Linked DNA regions of Homo sapiens: region 1 is linked to region 2. A link is a contact called in ENCODE Hi-C data. All regions are on one chromosome and are shown on one strand. Each heading gives the region's core, a stretch centred on a gene start or an enhancer-like site at or near the end of the contact. The rest is flanking DNA. Distances are from core to core; before and after follow the strand shown.

Region 1 (4,038 bases), core at 1,411-3,910, 2.7 Mb after region 2:
ACTTAACGTTCAATAGCCCACCTTTCCTGCGTTATTTTTTCTCCTTAGCACCTAACATCTTAGCATCTCCTTAGTATCTAACACATAATTTGACTTAAATGTTCAATAAATATAGCTTCTATTTTTTTTTCTTTTTTTTTTTTGAGACAGGGTCTCATTCTGTCACCCAGGCTGGAGTGCAGTGGTGTGACCTTGGCTCACTGTCGCCTCGACCTCCTAGGCTCAAGCAATCTTCCAACCTCAGTCTCCCAGGTAGCTTGTAGAGGCATGGTGGCACACACCTGTATTCCCAGCTACTTGGGAGGATGAGGTGGGAGGATCACCTGAGGGGGCGGGGAGGCTGCAGTGAGCCATGATAGTGCCACTGCACTACAGCCTCGTGCCTCAGTGACAGAATTAGACTGTCTCAAAAAAAGAAAAAAAAAAAAAGGAAAAAAGAATTTGCCAGGGAGAACTATTTGCTTAAGGTTATCTGTATCTCAAATAGCAGTCACTCGATAAGATTTACTTACCCGGTACAAGTCATTGTTTGTCAGGGAAAAAGGCAAGTTGGATACATACACTGTGCTCTTACTTGGAGCCAATCCACCACTCATTTCTAAAAGTGAAAACAAACTTATCAGCAATCAGTCTAAACCAGGATTCTTTTTTTGTTGTTTGAGACGGAGTTTCCCTCTTGTTGCCCAGGCTGGGGTGCAATGGCGTGATCTCGGCTCACTGCAACCTCTGCTTCCCAGGTTCAAGCAATTATCCTGCCTCAGCCTCCCGAGTAGCTGGGATTATAGGCATCCACTACCATGCCTGGCTAATTTTGTATTTTTAGTAGAGACAGTGTTTCACCATGTTGGTCAGGCTGGTCTTGAACTCCTGACCTCAAATGATCCACCTGCCTCAGCCTCCCAAAGTGCTGGGATTACAGGCATGAATCACCACACCTGGCCTAAACCAAGTATTATTAATTCCAAATAAAACCAATACATCAGACCAGTCTGGGTATTATTTGGAAAAAAACAAAAAACAAAAACCAATAAAGTATTAACAATCACCGATTTAATTATGCCAGATGTGTACACCTTCCTTACATTTTAGGAAGTTAGGAACAATGACTCCAGCAGGCTGAATTAAGGAATTCCTTTTTCCCAGTCACCACTTAAAAAAAATTCTTTTTTGGTTCTTCTTCTTTCAAGTATTCTTTATACCAACACTTTCAGTGCCAGATTGTATGGGTAGGGAGACGGGTTTTGAACAGATGAAGGAAAAACCCTGAGGCTACTCCTAACTTCCACTCAGACCATGAGCAAAAAAAATGCTCTATTGAATATGTACTGTATATGTACATTACCTGCACCTTGCTCACCCAGGTCAGAAAGAGCATGGGGACTCAGACAGAACCTTAGCCACTGATTTTTGCTAATACACAGTCATGCTATGCTTAATGAAGGAGGTATGTTCTGAGTGTTACGTGATTTCACAGTGCAGACATCACAGGGTGTACTGAGACAAACCTAGATGGTCTAGCCTATTGCTCCTAGGCTACAACCTGTACAGCATGTTAATGTAGTGAATAATGTAGACAGTTGAAACACAATGGTAAATATTTACATAGCTAAACACAGAAAACGTACACTAAAAATATGGTACAATGTATTACACTCTTAGGAGACCACTGTGGTATATGTGGTTTGTTGTTAATCAAAAAGTTGTTATGCTGTGCATGCCTGTACTATGGCTGGGTACCTTTTTTGCTTGTCTTAATATTTTTTTTCTCTGGAGTGGTGTGTTAAGAGGAAAATTTTCTTTTCCCCTTTTAGTATGATGTTAAGGAGTAAATTTAAGCTTTATGTATCGACAATATAAACTTCTTTCGAAACGCTAATTTTGCTTATTGCCAAATTATGAAATGATACATTATATAAATAGGCTTGGTGCCTCGAAGAGACAGACCTGTAGGTATGTGTGTATATGTATATAAAGTTTACAAATGTAATCAGTAATTTTCACATCTTATCTTACAAAGTCAGCAAATTACCGTGAAAATATCAGGCTCAACCAAATTCAAATTTCTGATTTAAAAAGAGCGTGCGGTGTGTATTTGAGATGGGAAGATCAACCATCACAAATGGAAAAATACTGACTCTATGGCATGCCAATTCGTGAAGGAATGAGAAAACTGCCTCATGTTTGGTGTTATGGGGGAATTATTTAGAAAACTTCAGGAACTCAACATAGATACGTCGCTTTTTAAGTTTCTCATTTGAAACTATGCGTTACACGTTCTGCTGAGAGCCGCGAAGGCAGGCAGAGGTTAAGGTCCTGGAATAAAAAGGGTGGCGGGAGAGAGGGGCAGAGCGTTTTGGCAGCCGAGTCTGGGGAGGGGGCCCCGCAGGAGAGAAGGCCGCAGCTGAGGAGGCGTTTACCTTCAGGTGGGTTGGGCCTGGGAGACCAGAAGAGTGCGAGCCCTCGGCTCAGCTGGGGCTCAACCCCGACTCTTCGTAGCCGCTCGCAGCGGCCTTGGCATCACGAGTCCTGGGAGGGGTCAGGCGCGGAGAGCAGATAATAGCAGCCACGGTGCTTCTTCCCGACTGTTTGAGATCCGGGCCCCGAAGGCGGGCCCAGAGGCGAGCGCTTCGCTAACGTCATTGCGCGCGCCGGAAGTACCTACCTGGGATAACGGCGGCGAGCGGACGGCTGCATTTACGGGGTCTCCCGGAGGGCCAGAGTCGGTGAGCGCTTTTTACCTTTCCCAGAGATGGATGCAGAGCGTGTGCGGGCTGCTAAACGGGGGGGAGTGGGCGGGAGTTTTCTGTGTCGGGTCCTGGATTCTCCTGCCTTTGAATTGTGTGACAATTCTGCCCATGCGGTTGAGGGTGGAGAGACGCAGTGGAGTTTGGAATAAAGGGAAGTATTGAGTCTAAGATAGGGGTTCGCCTCTCTGTAGCGCCTTAATATGCAAGAAGACGACTGAGCTAGGTAACTTCAGTGACCCGAGAGGAGTCAGGAAGTCGGTAATTTTACTGAAGGTGTTCACGGTACCCAGCTATTAGGCACTTTGGGAACTACAAAATAAACAGACCTTTTATGTTTTGTTTTGTTTTGTTTTCTGGTGAAGATCTCAGTCTAGTTGGGGAGACGAGGTCAACTTGGGGAGAGTTGGATTCACAGAATGACTCATCTTTAGTATGGGTATGGACAAGTGTTGATCTTCTTGGCACCTTTTCTCTTCCTGTAAATCTATAATGGCTACGCACTGCTTTTTCTCTAAGAGGCCATAACATGCCCACCATTCCTACAGAAAAATCAGAACGTAATGCAAGGTAATTTATACTTCTGCCTACCAGCACATACAGACCAGGCCTCTAACCACTCCCTGGGAGCCTGCGTTCCAGCAGCCTGGAACCCACAGCCTCTCCTGGAGCCTGCACAATCAATCCAGAGTGAAGCCGATGTCTTCTATAGAGACGGAAGTACAATCCATCCAGGGCGCAGCTGAATTTTGAGAGGCCTGAATGCCTCCGTGGCCGACAGGAGACCGCTGGCACTAATTCTCTAGGCATACTTGTGGCCAGCCAAACTTACCATGCTTTACATCTCTGTTATCCTTGGTTACCGCCCAAGATGTAAGCTTCTGTGGTCTTCTGTGCTATAGTCTCATTTCCATGCTGCTTTGTGCTTTCTTTCGACTTAGGCTATCACTGCTTCTTCGTTTCTTCCCCATTTAACCCCTCAACACCCCATCTGTGCTTTCTGAAACCTCTATTTCCTGCTTAAACTATTTTACATATTCAACTTCTTTAGTGAAATTCTCCTTCATCTCCTAACCTTAACTATTGATAACACGTAGATTTTCCTGCCAGCCATTTCAGTTGAGCCCTTTCTCTGACCCTGCATTTAAAGGTTGGGCATGGCTGTAGCCATGTTGAACGGATTTCAATTCCTCAGAATACTTTCTTCCCTCAGTATCTTCACAAAGGCTCTTTTCTCTCTCTGGGACATTTGAGCTCCCTGTTTCCTCCTATCTTTTTCTGGATAACTTCTATT
Region 2 (4,731 bases), core at 1,917-4,416:
TGCTTGTGTTATACTCTTTCTGAGGGTACTAACTTATTCTGAGGTTAAGTGTAAACTAAAGAATCATCCTATATTAGGCAATATAATTAAAATTGCTCAAGGTCAACTCCGAGAAACACTGCATCAGAGATCTCTGAAATAGCTCAGAACTGGGAACGTCTTTGAACCACTGTCTCCTTATTTCATACTGCTGGTCTTATCACTGGACGCTGTAAAGTCTGCCATTGTTTCGGACCATTGTTAACTAGAATATGACCATGTACACAGTTTAGCTCACATAAAACTAGCAATGACAACTTCAAAAGAAATAATGTTAAAAATATATTTGAGATTAAGCATAAATGTCATTACCACCATCTGCAAAGCCAGTTGCAGTGATAATAGGTATAGCCACCATAATTAGTCCACTGCTGCTCCAAACATACTTCATCAGGAACTGTTCTATCATGATGTACCACAAACGTTTGGATAAAATGAGGTTCATCTGATCTGCTAAAGCTTTGTAACTTTTCTGAAGTTGTTTCATTTCTACCTATAGAGAGGAAAAAGAGTTGAGGACTTTTTTTAAAGATATATACATATTATTCTTTTTTTTTTTTAGTATGGCATTATCTATGCATCTTAACCAATAAATGCAGATTAATACCAGTATTAGTTATTATTTAGTTTTGGTCACATGTGTATTATTTTTAAAAGTTTATGCTACTCAGTGGACATAATGTTAGGTATAAAATACATATAAGTAATTTATAGTTATGATATTTAAATTTTATGTATGAGATGTTAAAATTAAATGATATTATATGAGACATGAATAAACAATTATTAGAGCTTTGTCCTTGTTGATTACACCAAAAATATCTGAAAATGGACACATGACATATATATGTATAGACTCCACTTTTGAACTGACTCAATTTGTTGGATTTTGTCTTTTATGCAAGAAGTCTAAGCACACTATAATTTATATCATTGAATTCAATAGTTCAAGAAGAATCACAAATCAATATGATATAATACAATATATGAGGTCAATTTTCAAGTGGGAGTAGGATTCCTAAATTTACTTTAAATATTATTTTTCAGGTTGCTACTGCTATTAAAGACACTGATAATTACAGATGCTTTAAAAATTAAATAATTCTGCTTGGTGATTGACATGCCATCTTCAACAGTAGAATACTTTATTTTATTCACCAAGTCATTTAAATTAAGATTGCATTGCCTTCAAAATTTCTGTCATTTCATATTCTGAAGTTACCTTCATGCACTGTTAGTATGTATAATTGGGCTAATTGTTTTAGGGATCTGCTTAATGTTGAAAATCTTTAATAATTAAAAACATTCTGAAACTCCTTTTGTACTCCTCATTTCTTCTCTAATTTCAGCTTTTTTTTTTTTTCAAAGCTAGACAAAATTTCATTTCACTTCCTCTTTTCATTTTGTCAAAGTACAGTGCTGAACATGAACTAAGAGTAGTAGAAATGCCATTTTGTGAGACACTCTCCTACGCTTCTTGGGAATGGGGATGCTCCATATTGATCAGACATGCAAAATTGTTAAAAATGTCTTCTATAAGAAACCCTGGCTCTTCCCCCCTCTTGGACAACAAAGGAACAACAAAGAATATCATTCTAAATTTTCCATTTCAGTGGAAATATGTTTAGTCTTAGTTTCTAAATATATATTTTCTTCTGGTAGGTGCTTTAGGATGACCTACCAAGTTGGGATTTAAGTTTTAAGAAAATGCGTTAGAAATAATTCTGAGCATATTTGAGTAACTGAGGCTAAGTAGACTTTTTTAGAGTGTTGCAAATTTTATTCTTCTGAAACTTTAGAAAAGTTTGCACCCTATAATCCTTTAACTGGTTACAGTTAAAAGGGGTAATGAAGCATATATTTTAATTCAGGTTTAGATGTCAGAGGAATCTAAGACACTAAAGAAGTGGGTCCATCGACAGGACAACAGATGGTATCTGGCACTGCAGTGGCAACTTGAACAGTTTCACATTTCACCCATCACCTTAATTTCTATCTTACCTTATGTCCTCTGTAAAAGGCAATTTCTTCTACATTGGCTATAATTCTCGAGTGCACATACCGCAAATAGCCTTTTCTATGTGCTTCCTCTGCCACCAGTTTGCCAAATTTGGGAGAACAGGCTTTTAACACTTTAGCAGTGGCATACACCACAAGTCCTGCTAGTAGGGTGGGCCCAATTGGGCTTGCTCCTCTGGATGTAGCAGTTTGAATGAGTGTATAGGAGGTCAGCATTACATCTAAAATAGGTTTGGTCAGATTGGAATACAAGTGAGCCACAGATTGGGAGAACATCATAATATCCTCCGTAAGAGATTGGTCAGGGTTTGCCAGCCTCCCATCCATATTGATCACTTTATAATAAGTCTGATTTGTAAAATAGGTTTCATAGGCGTGGTCTACTAGGCGAGTTCTGAAGGCCAAAGCCAATTTGCATTCCAGGTACCTTATTGCACTGTTGACGAAGGTAGCAGGGATGGCAATCATAAGCCACTTGATTAATTTGATGATGAAAGTCCGAGGCTTCTTTTCCACAATGCTTTTCACGATTTTTCCATCCAGACCAGCCACATAGATAGAAAGAAAGGTTCTTGAGATTAGAGCCACTGAGTGCAGGCAGAGCCACCCTGTTTCAGTGGTCACAAGTTTTGGAAACAAAATTTTCCGAAGTTCTAGTAGCTGTTTGAAGAAATCTGCATTCACTCCAGGCGAAGGTTTTTCACAAATGGTCTCGGTGCAATGCAGTATTTCTGTGTTCTCTGCAGCAGGGTAAGCTGCTGCTTTTTTCTTCCCGTGGCCAGATTGCTTTAAACGCTTGCCAATGATGGGATAGAGGGTTTTCAGAGCATATGCCGCAGCCACCAGGCAGGCAGCCCTCTTAGCAGCACTCGATCTGGTCCATTTCACTCGATCAGCTGCTGCATTTAGCATATGTGTCATTTTCCCAGTTACCCAAACCGGCTTCCAAAAGAATTCGTTTTAAAAGATCATGCTTCACAGAAATCCCCAGCAAATGTTTTAGAAAGTCCTACAGCGTCCCATAGTCTGCAGCGTTTCTCTTCCACTGTTGTGTTTTTAATTTTGTTCTGCTGTGACAGATGCAGCAGAGCTCAGACTCCGCTGCATCTACCGGGAATGATTCTCTCAGAAGCTCAAGCTGCACCAAGCTCCTCCCTCCCAGGCCCCTCATTGGCTGTGAGGGCGGTGGGACCTTGGAATCCTCGCAGCTTCCCTTTGAACCTTGAAAATGAGGAGAGAGCAAAGCGAATTACATCCTTCCTTAAACAGGAGTTCAGAGAGTTAAAATGTCTATTTTTGGAGAGGTCGAATCAGGCCATCTGCTGGCGAACAAAACCGGCTCTAGCTACTGAGCATGCTCAGTGTCACTTAGAAACCCACAGAAGTTTCAGAATATACATCACTTCGGTAAGATTTCAGTAGATACCGCAAACAGAAGAGCAAGCAGAAAGGGAGATTTCCAAGCGAACAAAACCGGCCCTAGCTACTGAGCATGCTCAATGTCACTTAGAAACCCGCAGAAGTTTCAGAATATACATCACTTCGGTAAGATTTCAGCAGCTACCGCAAACAGAAGAGCAAGCAGAAAGGGAGATTTGCAAGAGTTTTAATGAGACGAGGAGGGAGAAGGAACCACGAAAATGAGGGAGGAGGGACAAGAGGATCAACATAAAATGAATATGAAAAGGATATGGAATGAATCTGAAACGGATCAGAAAAGAAAGTGACAAGTGGGAGGGACACCGGAGAATGCCAAATATCAAATACACTTGGATCTGTTTTTCACAGATCCCCCCGGCTTTTTTGGGGGTCTGATTTCACAAAAGGTCTCAGAACCTAATAGACAAGTTGTAATCGAGGGTTTCCCTTGTAAATAAATAGGATAAAAGTCTTCCGTGTTACAGAAAATAATTATTTGCTATGCCTCTAGCCATTCTCCCTTTTTCCTCTGCATCCTACTTGTCCTTATGCTAAAAATCTTCCAGCCCCATAACTGGAGATCTGATGTACTCATATTTATTTACAAGGTGACGACTATTAAATAAATGAGAGCAATGTTTCATGTTTACTACTCCCATGTGTTAGGTAGTTTTTACTTGGAGTGGGGTAGCACTTATAGTGAAAGTTTAACCATTTGGGAATTCAGCTGGTGTTGGATGGTGGAAATAGCTTCTCTAGGACCTTACTTCATTTTTCAAGAATGCTTTGTCTTTTGCAGGTTTCTGCTTTGTTTGTTTTGTTTAGCTGTAGAGATAATCTACTGGCTACTTCCTATTTCCATTTGGTTATTTGATAAAAACTAAGAGTCTTAAAATTCTTCACATCCATAATGGAGGATTTAAATTGTTCAACAGTCAAGGACAATTCTGCATATTTTTGAAAATGTAAAAAGCTTTTTTTTTTTTTTTTTTTTTTTTTTTTATGAGACAGAGTCTCTCTCTGTCACCCAGGCTGGAGTGCAGTGGCACGATCTCAGCTCACTGCAGCCTCCGCCTCCCAGGTTGGTGCCTCAGCAGCCCGAGTAGCTGGGATTACGAGGGTGCGCCTACCATACTTGGCTAATTTCTGTAGTTTTAGTAGAGATGGGTTTTGCCATGTTTGCCAGGCTGGTCTCAACCTCCTGGCCTCAAGTGATCCACCTGCCTTAGCCTCCCAAAGTGCTCGGATTATAGA

Evidence for each region. A loop is a pair of places that touch in the nucleus more often than their neighbours do. Pooled maps may share reads with other maps.
Region 1: a loop to region 2 is called in a pooled map, with 3 times the contacts of the local background. The contact joins the promoter of PPHLN1 here to the promoter of ABCD2 in region 2. A Hi-C loop is called at or near these places in 4 of 50 pooled maps.

The regions. Positions count from the first base shown.
Region 1 is chr12:42,323,507-42,327,544 of GRCh38, forward strand. PPHLN1 (periphilin 1) reads left to right here and starts at 2,661. Exons shown (of 10, transcript NM_201439.2): 1 at 2,661-2,723. It overlaps ZCRB1 (zinc finger CCHC-type and RNA binding motif containing 1), which reads right to left and starts at 2,588. Exons shown (of 8, transcript NM_033114.4): 1 at 2,418-2,588; 2 at 513-598. The coding sequence starts at 596. It overlaps MIR7851 (microRNA 7851), which reads right to left and starts at 353; the gene lies at 194-353. RefSeq lists an enhancer at 2,284-2,333.
Region 2 is chr12:39,616,637-39,621,367 of GRCh38, forward strand. ABCD2 (ATP binding cassette subfamily D member 2) reads right to left here and starts at 3,167. Exons shown (of 10, transcript NM_005164.4): 1 at 2,041-3,167; 2 at 352-532. The coding sequence starts at 2,979. RefSeq lists enhancers at 2,569-2,648, 2,959-3,478, 4,708-4,731.